Linked DNA regions of Mus musculus: region 1 is linked to region 2. The links are chromatin loops, found by intact Hi-C in ENCODE. Cell type or tissue: heart. All regions are shown on one strand. Each heading gives the region's core, and the rest is flanking DNA. Links, peaks and the distances in the headings are about the cores only.

Region 1 (8,329 bases), core at 264-8,263, 86 kb before region 2:
GATCTGGGGATCAAACCTAACTAATTTGTTAATTATTTATTTTTCATATCTTTAAAAAAGACCCGGGTAGAGTGGAATGAAAGATTACATTTAACAGTTGGCACGCTTTGAACACATTACTCCCGGTGACTGTCAGCACGCCATTGCATCCCATCCCCTACAACACTCTTGGAAAGACCGTTTTCAGGTTGTGTGGACCCTGTTGGGTAGGCTACATGAACCCCCTCCCCCAGGGTGGGGCATGGCTAGTGTCTTAAGCTGTGGACAGACTACAGACACTGGAAGGTGGCTTAACTCCTCAGGACACATGTACTGGCTAGTTTTGTGTCAACTTGACACAGGCTGGAGTTATCATAAGAAAAGGAGCTCCAGTTGAGGAAATGCCTCCATGAGTTCAACTGTAAGGCATTTTCTCAATTAGTGATCAAGGGGGAGAGGCCCCTCGTGGGTGGAACCATCTCTGGGCTGGTAGTCTTGGATTCTATAAGAGAGCAAGATAAGCAAGCAGGGGAAGCAAGCCAGTAAGGAACATCCCTCCATGTCCTCTGCATCAGCTCCTGCTTTCTGACCTGCTTGAGTTCCAGTCCTGACTTCCTTTGGTGATGAACAGCAGTATGGAAGTGTAAGCCGAATAAACCCTTTCCTCCCCAACTTGCTTCTTGGTCATGATGTTTGTGCAGGAATAGAAACCCTGACTAAGACAACACATAAAATGGCTTTCTCTATGGTGAACTGGTTGCTTCTCAAGCTTTGCTGGTAGACTGGTACTGGAGAGCAGGGGTGAGGACAAGTCGCTTGTTGAAACCGGTTTCCACAGATAGGCTCTGGGTCTCCATGTGCCAGTCAGTGCTCTAGAGGCTTCTTGTCCATGTACGTGATGAGTTCATGCGTGTTGCCATGTTCCTTGGGGGAGACTGGTTCTGCTTACAGGCTATGAATCATCCTATTTCATTATCTGTATTTCCGGGAAGATGACGAGGGTTTATAACCGATCATTTAAAGCATGGTGCCTGATAATGAGAAGTTTTTTCTTGGGGGACTTCAGCAGTTCACTGAGGATCCAGTGTTTTTTTTTTTTTTTTTTTTTTTTTTTTTTTTTTTGAGCACCTAACTTAGTGCCAGCTCACACATGTGAGAAACACAGTTGGATGGTGTCAAACAGAGCAAAGACTTTTGTTCATATGTGTTGTGGGGCTTTGTGGGGAAGGTCAAAAACAGTTACATTGGGGTGGGGGTGAGGGTAGACATCCTCCTTTCCGATTGTTTTGAAAAGGCTCATAGCTAAAGGTGATAGAAGATATTAGAATGGGTGGATATTCTAAGGGAGAGGAGTTATATGGTCCAATACGCAAAGCACAAATATCTCCTTCTTGTGTGCCTATAATGTATTGCAAAACAAAAAGGCCGATTTGGCAGAGTGTGGTAGTTTTCTAGCTGCTAACATAAAATCCCTACAGGAACAGCCACCAAGAGACAAAATTTAAGTTGGCACGTACAGTGCAGTCCATGTTAGAGGGGAGGGAATGGTGGAACAGTTAGTAGTGTGCGGCCACTTAAGGAAGCAGAAGGCTCAGGTCAACATGAGAAGCAGATATAGCCCCCAGTGACCCATTTCTGCTAGGCAGACTACACCAAAGGTTCTGTTACCCCACCTTTTAACAGTACTACCACCTGGGGCACAGCACAGGGTGGGGTGGGCAACAGGGATGGACTCAAATCATAGCAGCAAATAAGATGCAACTTCAGAACCAAGAAAGGAGTAGAAAGAGGATCTTGAATTCCGAAAAAGTACTTGAATATATAAATATATATATAAATCAATTATACATATATATGTACACACACATATATGCAATTTTTTTGTCTTGCTGGTGTCAGATGTCCCCATACACTTGAGCAGAGACCCCCCACAGTAGTAGGAGCTGGGATTTAACATGTTAACCTCATACCCTAACATTGAACCTGATCTTGGTGTAGGTCCTTATACATGTTAGACAAGTACTCTGCCAGTAAGCTATATCCCCATATATCTTTTTATGTCCTCTATATCTTTTTATAATTTAAAATAGGCTCTCACTGAGTTGCCAAGACAACTTACTTGAAATTATTCTGAACTCTGGACTGACCTTGAACTTGAGATATTTGTACCTTAGTCTCCTAAATAGCTGGATCACAGGTCTATGCCATCAGCCCAGGCTTAGCAATCTATTTTATTTTTAAATGAAATTATTTAATTGATTAACATGTGTGTGTGTGTGTGTGTGTGTGTGTGTGTGAGAGAGAGAGAGAGGGAGAGAGAGAGAGAGAGCGCTGGACCCACATGAGTCATGGCTTATTGTTGAGCTAAGAAGACAACTTGCAAACAGAAAAGGAATCTTTCCTCCTTGTCCATGGTGACACTTGACCACGAGTAAGAAATAATAATCCCTCCTGTCCAGTTGTCCCCTCGGCAGTTTGAATCCAGTGTTGGAAAGTAGCTATTGCAAAGCAAGGTTGGAGGAAGGCAGTCCACGCCTTTGTATTGTGGAGGCTCCAGGCCGTAGGCAAGTTCGAGCTCTGCAGGCTGTAGTAAGCTGGACAGGGTTAGACTCATCTCAGTACTTCCCAGGTCCTTCCTCTCCTCAAGTGTCTAGGACAGAACAGATGATAAAGGCAAGTTTGTTCCCCTGCCCTTTTGGTTTTGCCCAGGTCTAGCCTCCGGCCTCAGTGTGTTCAGTTCAATTCTCCTTGTCTTGGTTCATCTCATGAAGTCTGTAATGTTCTTCCTAGTGGAGCTGGAGGTCAGATACTGTGTTAAAAGTTTCGTGAGGTGCAGGTTGTGGGGATTGTGTTGAGTCCCACATCTACTTTGTGCCTTCACATACCCAACATGGCTCTCTCTGAGGTGGAGTTGCTCCTTCATGCTGTGTACTGTGTACTTTGTAGTCTAGTGAGGCCAGTTTGTGCTTCTCACTGTGCAGCAGTCATCTTCTTGTCTAATACTGCTTTCCCCTGGTGAGCGTTTATCAAGGATCCTTCTCATCTACTTCTGATTCCATCCTGTCCCCGAGGGCCTACGCTTATAGTCTATGGTGTATCCAGGCACCTGAACTTAGGTACCATTCCTTCCACACTGGCTTTCTTCCTGTTTATTTTATCCCTTTAATTCTTGCTTTTGAAGCATTTACTAGGTGTGAAGTCTTGGACTACACAGGGGCTTCTCTGTTCAGGGCACACTGCTCTCCTCCGACTGCAGAATGAGCTGCTTGTCTAGCCCTTGTTGTCTTAGCCATTGTTTGTTGCTGTTGTTGTTATGACAAACTCCATGACTAAAGCCCCTGTTGTGGTTTGTGGTTGAGGGCGCAGTCCTCTGAGGTGGTGGGACTAGTCATGGTGGCAGAAACTGGAGGAAGCTCATCCCCTTACATCCACAGGCAGGAAACTGGGAAGTGAACGCTGGTGTTTAGTTGCTTTTCTCCCTTTTTTAGTCTAAAATCCAGTGCCCTGGATAGTGTCTCCCCACCGCACTGAACCCAACCGAGACCCCCACCCTCTGCGGAGCCTTGGAGAGGTTTGTCTCCCAGGTGATTCTGGGTCCTGTCAAGTTGACAGTGAATGTTAACGGTCACCCTGGCCTTATCTTGGATCACTGCAAAGAGCAGGCTTTGGAAAAGGCAGCTTGTGTTGGCAGGCTGTCTCAGGGAAGGCAAAGGGATAGCAACAAGAAGGGAGGAAAGCCCTGGCTTAAGCCAACTGCAGCTGGTAACAAGCCTATGGGAGGGGAAGCTGTGGAATGCACCTCCAGTCTTCCACAGGAGGTGCAGAAGAGGGGGAGGGTATTTATCTTCAGACTCCCCCCCCCTTCCCCCTGCTGTGCGAGTGTTGATCCAGGACACACCCTCACTTACCAGCTCAGCATTTGTTCTGGAAGTCTTCTTCAACCCCCTAGGCTTCCAGGAGCAACAGCAGCTGAGAGGAGCCATTCACCAGCTCACATCTCCTTCCAGTAGCAGGACTTCTGTGGAGAAGGAACTTCTCCTCCATTTCCCAAGGTTCTTAGATGGTGACGTCATGCTGATGATTCTCTGTCTCCCCAGGAGTCTTTGTAAGATTCTATCGGAGAAGGGCTTGGTAGTCAGGCCTGACTTAGCTAACCAGGGGAGGCCTGTGAGCCCATCTACTTGTGGGAAAGCTTTGTTAGGGGTTTGGTGAATCTCCCTGAGCTTGTCCACCAAGTGTCACCATTGCCTGGAATGGTTAGAAATGAGAGTTTTGGGAGTTTTTGCTTCCCAAGCCAGATCTTCTGAAACAGACATGGCATGGGAGATGAGTTGTTTCATGTTTTAAAAGCTGGGGAGATGGCACAGTCAGGGCAGCAGTGCCTCCGTGCAATGTGCGAACCTGAGTTTGTGTAGAAGGCTGGGCATGGTGGCATGTGCCTGTCATTCCAGTGCTGGGGAGACAGGAGGATTCCTGGGGCTTGCTGGCCAGCCAGTCTAGCTAAATTGTCCAGCTCCAGGCTTAGGGAGAGATCTTGTCTCAAAAGATAAGGCGTGGAATGATTAAGGAAGACAGCTAACCTTTGACCTCCCCTTGGTCTTTCAGAAGCTCCTTAACCAATGACCTTGTTCTCCCTCCAGTCTGCACACGCTCCTCTGGAACCATTCTCGATGCCCAGAACTGCACAGGGCTGCTGGTCAGATGACTCTGCCTCGTCGCCTCAGTTTACCTGGCTGACCCATCTTTCTTGTGTTAGCTCTCAGGTGCCCTCCAGAGTTAGGAGTTCCATACCTCACCTCTGCCTGTGTTTTGGCTGTTTCAGCCAGAATACCTTCTCTGTCACCTCTCCCCTGGGTGACCCAGACATGCTTCAAAGCTGGCCCGGTGTTAACTGTGAGGACCCCTCTCCCCAACCTGGGCTAGGCTCTCCCTTTCTTTTTTTCCCCCTGTTTTTATGCCATTTCTTTTTCTTTTTTCTTTTGGTCACTAGGTAGAATACAGATTGTCCAAACCATGGAATATGTAAGGCCAGAATAGAGAATCAAAGGGAAATAACAGAAAACTAAAAGTTACACCATTTACAATAAGTCTGTGTTACTAATCCTGACTCTTTTTCTCTGATTGCTTATTCTTAAGACCCTGAACATAGGCTTTGGAATGAAAAGCATGACTAAATTACCAATGTGGTACTCTAATTTTGCTATACTATTGTTCACGTCCTAAGTTTGACCCTTAAGCTGCCAGGGAATAGTTAGTGTCTTGGGTGTTTTGTGTACTGTGATTCTAGATGCCTCTGGGGCTTTGTAGAATTGACCCCATGGCATTGCCCGGGGAGAGGACCAGAGGCCAGGCCTCTCCCGGTGCCACCAGGACTGTGCTGTCATTCATGTTCAGTACTGTGTGATTGGTCGCAGACCCCCTTATCTGTAGGCACAGTGCCTGAATAAGAACTGGAACTGTAATAATGACATGGATGTGATAGATCTGTGCATGCCCAGTACTGGCCTGCGGCAATGCCTAGGATGCAGGGTAGTGCGTGATTCCAGTGAAGGGAATCAAAACCTTTAGCTTCAGTGAGTAGAGTACTTGCCCAGTATGTACACAGCTTTGGTCTATTTCAAGAAATGCACAAAACTGGGTGCAAGTGCAAGCTTGCAGTTCCAGCACTAGAGAGATGTAGGCAAGAGGAACAGGAGTTCAAAATCATCCTCTTGCTTATATCCTGATACACAGTGAGTTCAAGGCCAGCCGGGACCACATGAAACCCTTACCCCACCTCCATTTTGTTTTGAGTCACTTCTCATTTAGACCCCACCATTCAGCCTGCAGTGGGGTAGGTGACCGTGGGGGAGGTGTGTCCGTGGAGGAGACAGAGGTCCAAGGGCAGGAGGAAAGTAACAGATCTCCATTCTACTTTAATGTGTCCATTATGGGCCCACCCAGCATTGGGGACTTTAAGGGACTTCTTCAGGCTTGTTCAGAGTCTGGGGTGTAACAGCGATGCAATGTAAGCTATGATGTGTTATGCAATTAGAGCTCCCCCTCCCCCAGAGCACTTACAGGCTATTTGATATGGCACTTAAAATGTACACTCGAAGATTTCAGGCCTGAGAACAAGCAGTGTGTCTGGCTTTGGCTCCGGGAGGTCCCACATGTGTAGCTTTGTTGGAGGAGGGTGTGAAGGTGTGGAGGTCTTTCATGTGTTTGAGATAGTAAATTCTCTTCTGGAAGAGCCGGTCAGCAGGGAGACTGGGTAGCAGTCTGATCCTTACTCTGAGTCTGATGACCTTGATGAGATTTGAACTGGTGGAGAGCTGGCAGTAGTGACAAGTGCCTGTGACCTTAGCACGAGGGAGGTGAAGCTAGGAGGACCAAGAGTTCAAGGTCAGCCTTTGCTAGGTAGGCAAGTTCAAGGATAGCCTGGGCTACATGAGACCCTGTCTTAGAACAAGACTAGGTTAGATGGGCTGGCCACTTAGCAGTGAGGGGAGAGGCTGGAGACAAGGTGGCTGCTCTTCTAGAAGTGAAATGTAGACTAGGCCTGGAGTCGGGGGTAGTTGGACACCCAGAGTTAAAGATCGAAATAGAAAGTTGCTTTTGTACTGGAGGACATCCCTTTATTAGGACAATAGCCGTGAGAATGGAGCTTGAGGAAGCAGGTAATGACCCAGTGGAGTCCCACAGCACATGGATGGAGGAGGATCCCTGGCCAGGGTCTGGGTAATGGAGTGTGTCAAAGGTGACCATGAAGAAGATGAGATGGGATATACAAGTGGGCTTTGAGTTTGTACAGCCTGGGAAGTTAGGAAGCAGGGACTTCAGAGGTCAGGGGATGTGGTAGTGCCTAGTTTGAGTACTTTAGACTTGTGAGGGACTGGCAACCACCTCTGTGCTCCTTGAATCATGTCACTTGTTTCTTGGAGGAAACAGTGCCCATTGTATCCTTGTCCCCTTTTCTCTGACTGGCTCAAGCTCAGAGAACCTTAGGCAGGAGCCTGGGCTAGTGCTTTCTCTAGAAGTTAGACATGTGAATAGGCTATGGTGTACCCAGCTGTTCTGGGCAGAATACATGTGACTTAAAATCATCCTGGAGTAGATTCGCCATGTATATAATTAGCTAGGAAGTAGAAATGCCGTAAAGGACACTTGTAATTGGCTGCAATTATGCAGACTCTCTCTTAGTAACACCAAGTGTCCTCCCCGCACTGGCTAATGCTTTGGGTGTGACTGGAGGAGGCATGGCCACCTGGCCATAGATGTCTATTCTCAGCAGTTCTTAGAAACAGGGTTGTTGGTCTGCTGAGGGGATCAGAACATTGATTGGCCAGGAAGAAAGAGAACAGAAGAACAAGATGTGAGGATGAGGGGGGACAAGGGGGACAAGAAGCTCATGTGCATGGCCACTTGGGGTTCACTGAATTGTATAGCAGGTCTCCAGCCTGAGGCTTTATGGTGGGCTTCAGTGAACGTGAATTTTCTCTCCGTTTGGACCCTGGACATAGCAGATGAGGGCACAAAGACCGAGGGGATTGACAACCCTTCAGGTAGTTCAGTGGCATCTTCCATGCAGCTCAGTCCATGGGGTCTTGGAAACTGGCTGAATAGAACAAGTTCAGCCAGGAGTGGCCACTTTTGAGAAGGGCACACCTTTCTTCTCTCTACAGGAAAGCCTGACAGAATGCCTGGCACAGGTACCTCTCTGGAATCCGGTGGCTGTCCCTGTCCTGCCCCCTGCCTTGAATGCAACAGCCCGGAAGGAAAAGCTGCTCTTTTTTTTTCAAGCCCTGGCAGCGACGGCTATGCTTGCCAACAGCCGCCCACCCAGCTCCTGCCAGCAAAATGACATCTGCTTCGCAGACACACTAGGCAGCCTTGGGGATCAGGCTAGCCTGGGTTCAGTCCAGCCCCTTCTTTCAGTTGCCATGTGACCTCAGGAGGGGCTTCATTTCTGTACATATGTGGGAGGTTTGAGTTCCCAGCTTAGGACTTGTGTTTTTCTGGTTCCTGTCATACCTGGCTTCCTGCTGTTCTGCATAAACCTGTCTTAGTCAGGGTTCTGTTGCTGTGAAGAGACACCATGACCATGGCAATTCTTTTAAAAGAAAGCATTTAATTGGGGCTAGCTTACACGTTCAGCAGTTTAGTCCATTATTAGCATGGTGGGAAGCATGGTGACACACAAGGCCAACATGGTATTGGAGAAGTTGAGAGTTACACATCTGGATCCACAGGCATCAGGAAGAGAGAGATACTTGGCCTAGTACAGCTTTTGAAACCTCAAAGTCCAACTCCAGTGACACACCTACCTCAACAAGGTGACACCTACTCCAATAAGGCCAGACCTCTTATT
Region 2 (8,329 bases), core at 262-8,261:
CCCAGAGGGTGTGACTCAGGAAAAGAGTGATTGCAGGTTCCTGCCTTCCCTGCTTTTCCTCAGATGAGCTGATCACCTATGAACTCATGCGGAGGGAAGCAGAAGCCAACAGAAGACCCCTACCTGAGCTGGTGCGAGCCAAGATCCCATTCAGTGCCTGCCTTCAGGCCTTTGCTGAACCAGACAATGTGGATGATTTCTGGAGCAGCGCTCTGCAGGCCAAGTCTGCAGGGGTCAAGTGAGTAAGACAGGCTGTTGATGGGGAAAGAGGGGCCTAGTGAGTGAGGTAGGGGCCGAAAAAGGCTGGGGAGGGGCGTGGGTGTTCTGAGAGTCCTCGAGTGCTTGTTCATGAGGGTGAGATGGGTTGTGATATACATCTGTAGCTGCCCTTCACTTCACTTGCTAAGGCTGACCAGTAAGACAATCCTGTGATTTGGGTTATGCTCTAGGATTAGGAGTGTCCACCTCTTTTTTTTTTTTTTTTTTTTAAATAAAGCAGAATTATGGTTTATTTTGTATTTGTAGTTGAAATATTTTTCTTTTCCTTTCCTTTCCCTTCCCCCTCTCTCCTCCCTCCCTCCCTTCCTTCCTTCCTTCTTTACTTCTTTCCTTCCTTCTTTCCTCCCCTCCCTTCCTCCCTCCCTCCCTCCCTCCCTCCCTTCTTCTTGCCAAGAGAGTAGAGTAGGGTTGAGAAACACCCTTATACCCACATGGCAAGAATGATTACTGGTAAAGAGGTCACAGAATTGCTTTTGGCAGCCTTCCATATGTAAATGCCAGGGCATTATCTTGTAATCTTATGGTTAAGTTTTAGCACAGGCCTTGGTTGATTGGGAAGCCTTGGGCATGCCGGGTTGGCGTGAACCTTTGCTTGGTGAGCTGCTTACGCCTGAGTCAGGAGATTTCTCATGCTCATATTGTGAGCCTGGTTGTCAGGCACATGTATTTTCTTCTCTCCACTTGATACCTTAATTGATTTGATTCTGACAGTTCTTGCCAAAACACTTCATATTGCCACGTGAGTTGGGGAGAGAGTGCATGTAGAGACATAGAATAAAGGGCTCCTGGGAGCTCTGTGCACTCAGTTCTTTGTCCCTCTGTTTTACCTCTTTGTTAGGACTTCATTCGTCTGCTTTTTCTTTCTCTACAACCCCTTTCAGTGCTGGAGATTAAACCAAGGTTCTATAGATGCTCAGTGAGCACTCTATCAGTGAGCTATATTCCCAGCTCTTGGAAGCTTGTTTCTGAAATGTTCTTTGGCCCCTCCTTTCAAGGGTGAGACCTAGCTCTCAGTTGACAGAGTGAAGGATGGAGCGCTATGGCTGCTTGTTTTTGGCTTTTTCCCCCGCCCTGCAGCCTAGTAGCCAAGTCTGCTGTCAGTTGCTGTATGCAGCACCTGCAGGACCCTGCTTTGCTTCAGACCAGACTACAGGGCATCAGAAATTGGAAAACAAAACTACCTCATAGAAATACATCTCAGTGCGGGAGCTCCTGCTTAGTGCTTGTGGGGGAGTGGGGGTGGGGGTTAGGCTTGATTTTTTAAACTACACAAAACAAAACAAGGCCAAAACCTGGCCCACAACCATGTCAACGCAAAATCAAAAACAAAAACAAACAAACAACCACCACCCCCAATAAACCTCCAAAATAACAAACCAAAGCAAAATAAAACAAAAGGCCCCATTCTTATTTAAAAAGTTTGAGAAGGTGCACATGCAAATGAGCATTAATAGCATTCATTCTGTTATCAGCTGTCTTTCCTTAGGTAAGTTTTGTTGCAGGAGCTGTTGAGTGTGTGTGTGTGTGTGTGTGTGTGTCTTTGTCTCTGTGTGTGCATGCATGAGTGTGCATGTGCCATGCGTACAGGCACACACCTCTTTCTGCTTGTGGAAGTCAGAAGACAACCATCTCTCACCTCACTGAGGGAGCACTGGGTGACTGAGATATATCACTGCCTGGCTTTACATAATTTGGGAGTATCTAAACTCAGATCCCTAAACCTGTGAGGCGAGGTCTTCATCCAAAAGCCGTCTCCTCGGCCCCTATATGCTTGTTTCTATGCTCAAGAAGAATTAGTGTTGTATCGCAATTGTTATTATCTAAAGTAACCATCCTTTAGAAAAGAAGGCTAGAGCTACTAACATACCTACTACTTACTGCCTACCTAGGAGCTTGGGATGAACCTGCTATCAACTGTTTTCTTTCCAGACTACTCTTGTGTTTTGAGACAGGGTCTTGCTGTAGCCCAAACTCCCACCCATCAGTTATCACATTTAATATGGTCTTAGCAGTGCGGGGTAAGCTCCAGTGGTCTCCCGCTTTAGAGATGGGGCAATAAAAGGAGAAGCAGTTGTCCAGTAAGTGGCATGCTTGTGAGATTAAGCTGGTCTGATGGCACTCAGGGATGGCACTTCTATCCTGGGTTTACCCACGTAATCCACCGAGTCCACATACAGCCATGCTTAGCAGTCCTTATGTACTTTATAGTTTCAAATGCTTGTTTTGGCATTTGGCAAAGCCAGCTAGTGAACTTCTGGGGATTTTTTAGTTTTAATTTATTTTTTATAATGTAGGCTGTGATGCTGCTGGCATTTTGTTAATGTCAGTTTGAACCTTCCTTTTGTTAGACCCTGAGCCCGAAAATCCAGAAAAAGGCAAAAGGCTTGTATCCTTGGTGACCAGGTGGGGTAGTGCATACCTGTGATCCCAGAACTTGGAAAGCTGAGGCAGGAGGATTGGCAAGCTCATGGCCAGCCTAGACAACAGAGAGAGTTCAATATCAGCCTGGACAGCATAGTATATCTCTCTATTAAAAACAAACAAACAAACAAACACAAAGAAAGAAAGAGTGGGCTGATCTAGGTAGGCCTATAAGTCAGGATGGACCAGACATAATGGTTCTTTACATCAATGCTTCTCAACATCGGGGTTGAGACTCCTTTTGTTGAGAGAATGACTCTTTCACAGGTTCAAATATCAGCTATTCTGCATACCAGATAGTTACATTCTGATTCATAACAGAAGTGAAATTAGAGTTATGAAGCAGCAATGAAATAACTTTTTGATTGGGGGTCACCACAACATGAGGAACTGTACTAAGGGGTCACAGCATTGGGAAGGTTGAGAGCCACTGCTCTAAAACGATCCTGACAGGCTGTGTCAGGGAAGCCCGGTATTGTTTGGAGCATCCATTTACCTACCAAATATTACAGCTCATTCTAGGCAGAGTGCTGGACAAGACCCCACTCCTGTCCAGTGTGGCTGTGGGGAGAGTCCCACTTACACTTTGTCACTTGGGAGAGAGGAGCATAGTGTGGGCCCCAGAGCAGACTCTCTCCATCAGCTGGAATGTGACCTTGGGCAGCTAACGCTCCTGCCAGTGCCCCTTTTCCTATCTGTAAAGCGGGGATAACAGAAGGGTTTTATTTATAGAACTGATGCCTAAGGGAGCTGAACAGAATAGATGCCTTGCATGTACCTGTCAGCAGCTGTTGTCACTGTCATTATTGTGATCTTTTGTGAATGTGTGTGCGCATGTGCATGTGTATTTGCTGTGGGTCATGAGGTTTGCATATAGTTGACTAATGGCATTTTTGGTGCACTTACCAGAAAGGGGCTAGTACTCTTTTTGACTTAGCCAATTTTCAATGCTGTGGAGTAGACCATGTTAGTTATTGCAGCTTACATTGTTTTTTCATAATAAGATGTCTTCATAACATGTGAGTCTTAATTGTAATGAGTGAGCAGTGCTAATAGACATTGTACAACTGCCAACCCATTTGCAAAGCCCAGTTTAATATTGTCAGATTTAACTGTAACTTGATGTCCGCGAACTCCTGTTACTGAGTGGAGATTCTTATTGCTCTTGAGACAAACCTGAGATATATGTGGAACAAAATGCAGTGTGGTTGAGTTTAAGATATTTTTGAATGGTTGGTAGTTACCCACTACAGAGTCATTCCTTAATTGTTCCTCCACCTTCTGTCCCAACCTCCAACTAATCCACTGCCCATACCTTATTTTCACACAGCTCTTTAGCATAGAGTCAGCAACTTTCCTGGCTCCAGAGTCACCATTTGCATACCATTGATTTAATGAGATTACCCCAGATTTGATATTAATGTGAGAAGGTCTGGGCAGAGGAGAGGCCTCAGTGGTAAAGACTGCTGCTTAGGAATGAGAGCTTGCCTGTGTGGGATCTGGTGTGGCTTGTGCAGAAGCAGAGCACGGTGGGCATGGCTGTAAACATGGTACTGGGATGAGGACAGGGGCACATCCCGGGCTCCCACTGGCTAGCCACTCTCATCTGAGCTCCAGGGACAGTAGAGACTGTCTCATAAAAGTAAGGTGGAGAGTGAGAGAGGAAGAAACACACCCACTGATTGTTGACCTTTGATGGACACATACATGAGCATCTCTCTCTCTCTCTCTCTTCTCTTCCCTCTCTGTCTCTCTCTGTCCCTCTCTGTCTCTCTTTGTCTCTTTCTGTCTCTCTCTCTCTCTCTCTCTCTCTCTCTCTCTCTCTCTCTCTCTCTCACTCTCACACACACACACACACACACACACATACACACACATACACACTCACACACTGTAGCTGAAAGATAACTTTTTTCATTAGTTGAAAATGCTATAATAGCAGGTGAATTTTGTTGACTTTCTGTAAACTGGAAGTCTTGGCTTCATTTAAATGAGAATGATATATATTTAGGCTTCTCAGGCAGCCAGAGAACCCAATTGGAGGGACTGTACGTTTCTTCAGAGAGCCAGGATAATCCTAGATCAATCCCTTTGCAAGGCTGAGCTCTCATAGTTGCCTTGCATTGAGGCCTGTTCTCATCTACTGTCCTTCTGAGGGAGAACTTGAGACAGAGCAGGGAAGATACAGGTCAGTGACAGACCAGTTCAGTGTCCGAAACTTTAGGGATGATGGAATTCACTCCACTTCCTCAGTACAGTACAGTCTGGTGTGTCAAGGGGTTTTCACAAGGGCGAGAAAGCACTGAACAACCCTGACAGCACATCCACGAGTAAGATCATTTCCAGATGTAAAACGAGCCTCAGAGGGGCCAGAGATTCCCCCGGATCTGGAGTAAATTACGAGCCTACTGAAGACTTAAAGCCATACTTCTCTACTCTTTGCCCATGGTCAGCCCTGTGCTGTGTCTACTATTCTGCACCAGAGGGCAGCAATACATTGGAGTTTGTTCAGACCTAAAAAGATGTGTATCAGATAGAAGGCAATGGCTCTAATTCAACAGTGAGGTTTGGAGGAGAAAGCTCGGAGCCTTCTATTTTAAAGGGGACCTATTGTACCATCTCTGGCTCATTGTCTGTACATGATTTTAGCCCAAAGGCTGGGAAACAATGTGGCTCTTTGTCTGTTTACATAGACAGGCAAATAGAAAGAGGTGCTGGAAAGACATAATTGGTGACCGAATGAGTGGGATTCGGGCACTGAGAGGCATGGATTTGATGTGCAATTAGAACAGTCAGTGTGTGCATAAAAGTGATAAAGCCAAGCCTAGAATACTCTGTATTTCAGTTTGAAGTGAACTCAGAATTAACTCAGTGTTAATTTAAAAATGTCAAGTTCAGGGGCAGGAGCACTTGCCGCTCTTGCAGAGGACCAGGGTCTGGTTCCCAGGACCTACATGGTGTCTCATAACCACAGGTAGCTCCAGTTCCTGGGGACATGACCTGCTTTTCTTAGGTCTGTGGACACAGACATGGTACATATACACACGTGCAGGCAAACACCCATACACATAAGCTAAAATCTTTTAAAAGATAAGGCTTAGGTTTAGATAGAGAGAGCTAGCTATAGGACCCGTGCTACCCGGGATCCTGGTATTCAAAGAGACTCTGTAATGGTCAGCCTCAACCCGAGTTCTGGCAACCCTCCCTTGCACCAGTCCACTGCTGTGAGACAGTGATGCCCAGGAGGAGTGAGGCTGGCTTCTCTGCACCACGTAGGGAATGTCACAGACATGGTGCGTGCTTGACTGAGAACACACACAGATACATACACAGGTAAAAACACTCCAAGAATGCTGGGAAATCAAGTGGTTTAGGCACACTTTCCAGAGCACTGCAGCAAAGCAGTCACTGTGAGATAGCTGCACCCAGTGATTACTGTGTCCCCAGTCAGCATTTTCTGCGGCAGAGAAGCCAGGGGGTTGGAGCGAGTGTGCGAGTACCGGTGTACTGACTGTTGGTTGGTTCCTTCTCAGGGCAGTCCTTGGCATTGCCAGGAGCCCCAGACAAAGCTGCCTGTGAGCCATGGACAGCAATAGCCTTTCTTTTCTTCCTTGTTTGATTGATCTCCTCCCCTTGTGTTTCCCAGAACTTCTCGCTTTGCCTCATTCCCTGAATACTTGGTAGTGCAGATAAAGAAGTTCACTTTTGGTCTTGACTGGGTTCCCAGAAAATTTGGTAGGTATCCTTTGCATGCTTTCGCTTAAACTATAGAGTGAGCCACCTAACCAGACATGGCATGTGAAAGAGGCTGTGGGAACGTCTGCCCCGTCCCTTCCACCCCATTGTTTCCTCTGTTACTCCCAGGTTTCTCTGGACCCAGAATCTAGGAGAAACACTACCATAAGAAACACCATATGCTAACCACACCCTCACCACTGAGCTCTGGGAGGATCAGGTTCTCAGAGGGGAAGTACACTCCTTGCGACAGCGCATCTCAGAAGTTACTGTGCACACAGGTCACCTGGGATCTTTGGAAAATGCAGATCCTGATTGGCAGGTGTAGGTGGGCTGAGCGACCATGTTTCTAACCTACCGCATGGTGTTGGCATTGACAGTCCAGACGCCACACTTGTAGTAGTAGGTAGCTGGAGGTATAACTTCCTCTTAGCACCCTTCCCTGCCTCTGAGATACAGCAGTACTATATGTATGTGATATTCATCTAAATCATACACATTTTCCTCCCAACCACTTGGAAACATTGGATTTGGACAGTTGATAGAAGGATGTGGTTTGGGCTTCACTGGCTGCCTTTTCATCAATACTCAAGGTCCTTGGTCAGTGTGGGAGGCCCATTTTCCAGATAAGGCATAAAGACCATTTCCTTAGCCACCAGGGTTGAATGTGAGCAGTCTTAAGTGACCTCCAGGCTTGTGCAAGGATTTGCATCTCACTCCGTGTAGCTTCTCTAGCAAGGACTTCAAACTGCCAGTCTCTTACAGACTTGTTTTTGGGCACTTACACAACAAAACGATGAAAGCCTTAAGAGTCATCCAAACACGGGTAGAAGGGGACCTGGAGACAGAAGGAAGAACAGCCAGCATGATTTCTGAGGAGGCCTGGTGCTGGTGGGCACAGAGTGCCAGTTTATCACCCTTTGTGCTGAGCTATTCCCAGTGCCCAGGAGACCCTTGATTTTCTTGCTGGGAGAGTTTAGGGAGCAGAGGGGGTCTGAGGGCAGGGTGCTGACCACTCTGTTCTCCACTGGCCTCTGAGAAGGTTGAGATACTTGAGAATTTTGACCCATTCAGGCTTTGGATTGCTGTGGACGGGGTTTTTGGTTTGTTTGTTTGCTTGCTTTTCCTTTTGAATTTTTGTGAAGGAACAAAAAGGAAGCCGGATTTTATTGACCAAGGTTTAAAGGAATCTCAAGGTAGGGCCTGGATTTTTCTCTTAAGGAACAGTTGTGTCCGTTTTGTGAATCTGACCTTGTGTTTAGTTTTACTGGTCCTTAAAATTTAACTCTTCTGTCTTAGCTTTTGTTCTTGGGTTATTGTTTCATTTATTTGTTTAGTTGTTTTTTTTTTTTTTTTTTTGAGACAGGATCTTATGTAGCCAAGGGTAGCCTTGAATTCACCTGTGCAGATGAGGGTAGCCTTGAACTTCTGATCTTCCTGCTTCCATTTCCCAAGTTCTATGTTTACAGGCATGTGCTACCATGCCCAACCTGCCTTGTTGTCTTAAATAGGATTTACATATTTGGCGTCATTTGGAGGCAGTTGGTCTCCAGGTCTGAAGGACAAAGCTAAGTTGTACTTAGACTCATTTCTATTCCTAGTTGCATAGGTTGCAGCACTGCCTTGCAGCAGCTGTTAGGCTTATAAATCTTGCATTTGAGCAAGTCGAATGTAGTGGCAACTGAGGCATGAGGGCTTTATTTTTCTCCCAGAGCAGCCACGGATGCTTAAGACACTTAAGGTTCAGCCAGGTTCTTTTGAGCTTTGTGATTTATAACTTAGCATCATCACAGTCACTGTCACCATTCGAGAAAAAGTATCAATTAGGATTTTCGAACTCAGATGTGCAAGGAAGGGGAAGCAGCACCCAGGAAAGGAGAGCTGCTGGGTAAAG

The links. Peaks named below come from ENCODE experiments on the same cell type or tissue, not always from the same donor. Only the 100,000 strongest peaks of a DNase experiment are listed, where the experiment ranks them.
Region 1: a loop joins it to region 2, with 2.2 times the contacts of the local background. A loop is called at or near these places in 2 of 42 quality-filtered maps.

Annotation. Positions count from the first base shown.
Region 1 is chr3:32,819,097-32,827,425 of GRCm38, forward strand. The region is part of intron 1 of Usp13 (ubiquitin specific peptidase 13 (isopeptidase T-3)); the gene reads left to right. Among named protein-coding and RNA genes, the nearest start is that of Usp13, 5.6 kb to the left of the region's middle. In heart, for the core only: no CTCF peak of the experiment used is centred there; a DNase peak (open chromatin) is centred at 3,665; H3K4me3 peaks cover 2,688 bases; H3K27ac peaks cover 3,470 bases.
Region 2 is chr3:32,905,227-32,913,555 of GRCm38, forward strand. It overlaps Usp13 (ubiquitin specific peptidase 13 (isopeptidase T-3)), which reads left to right. Exons shown (of 21, transcript NM_001013024.2): 13 at 64-238; 14 at 6,347-6,435. Among named protein-coding and RNA genes, the nearest start is that of Gm34153, 63 kb to the right of the region's middle. In heart, for the core only: a CTCF peak has its summit at 5,184 (motif pointing right); no DNase peak of the experiment used is centred there; H3K27ac peaks cover 2,766 bases.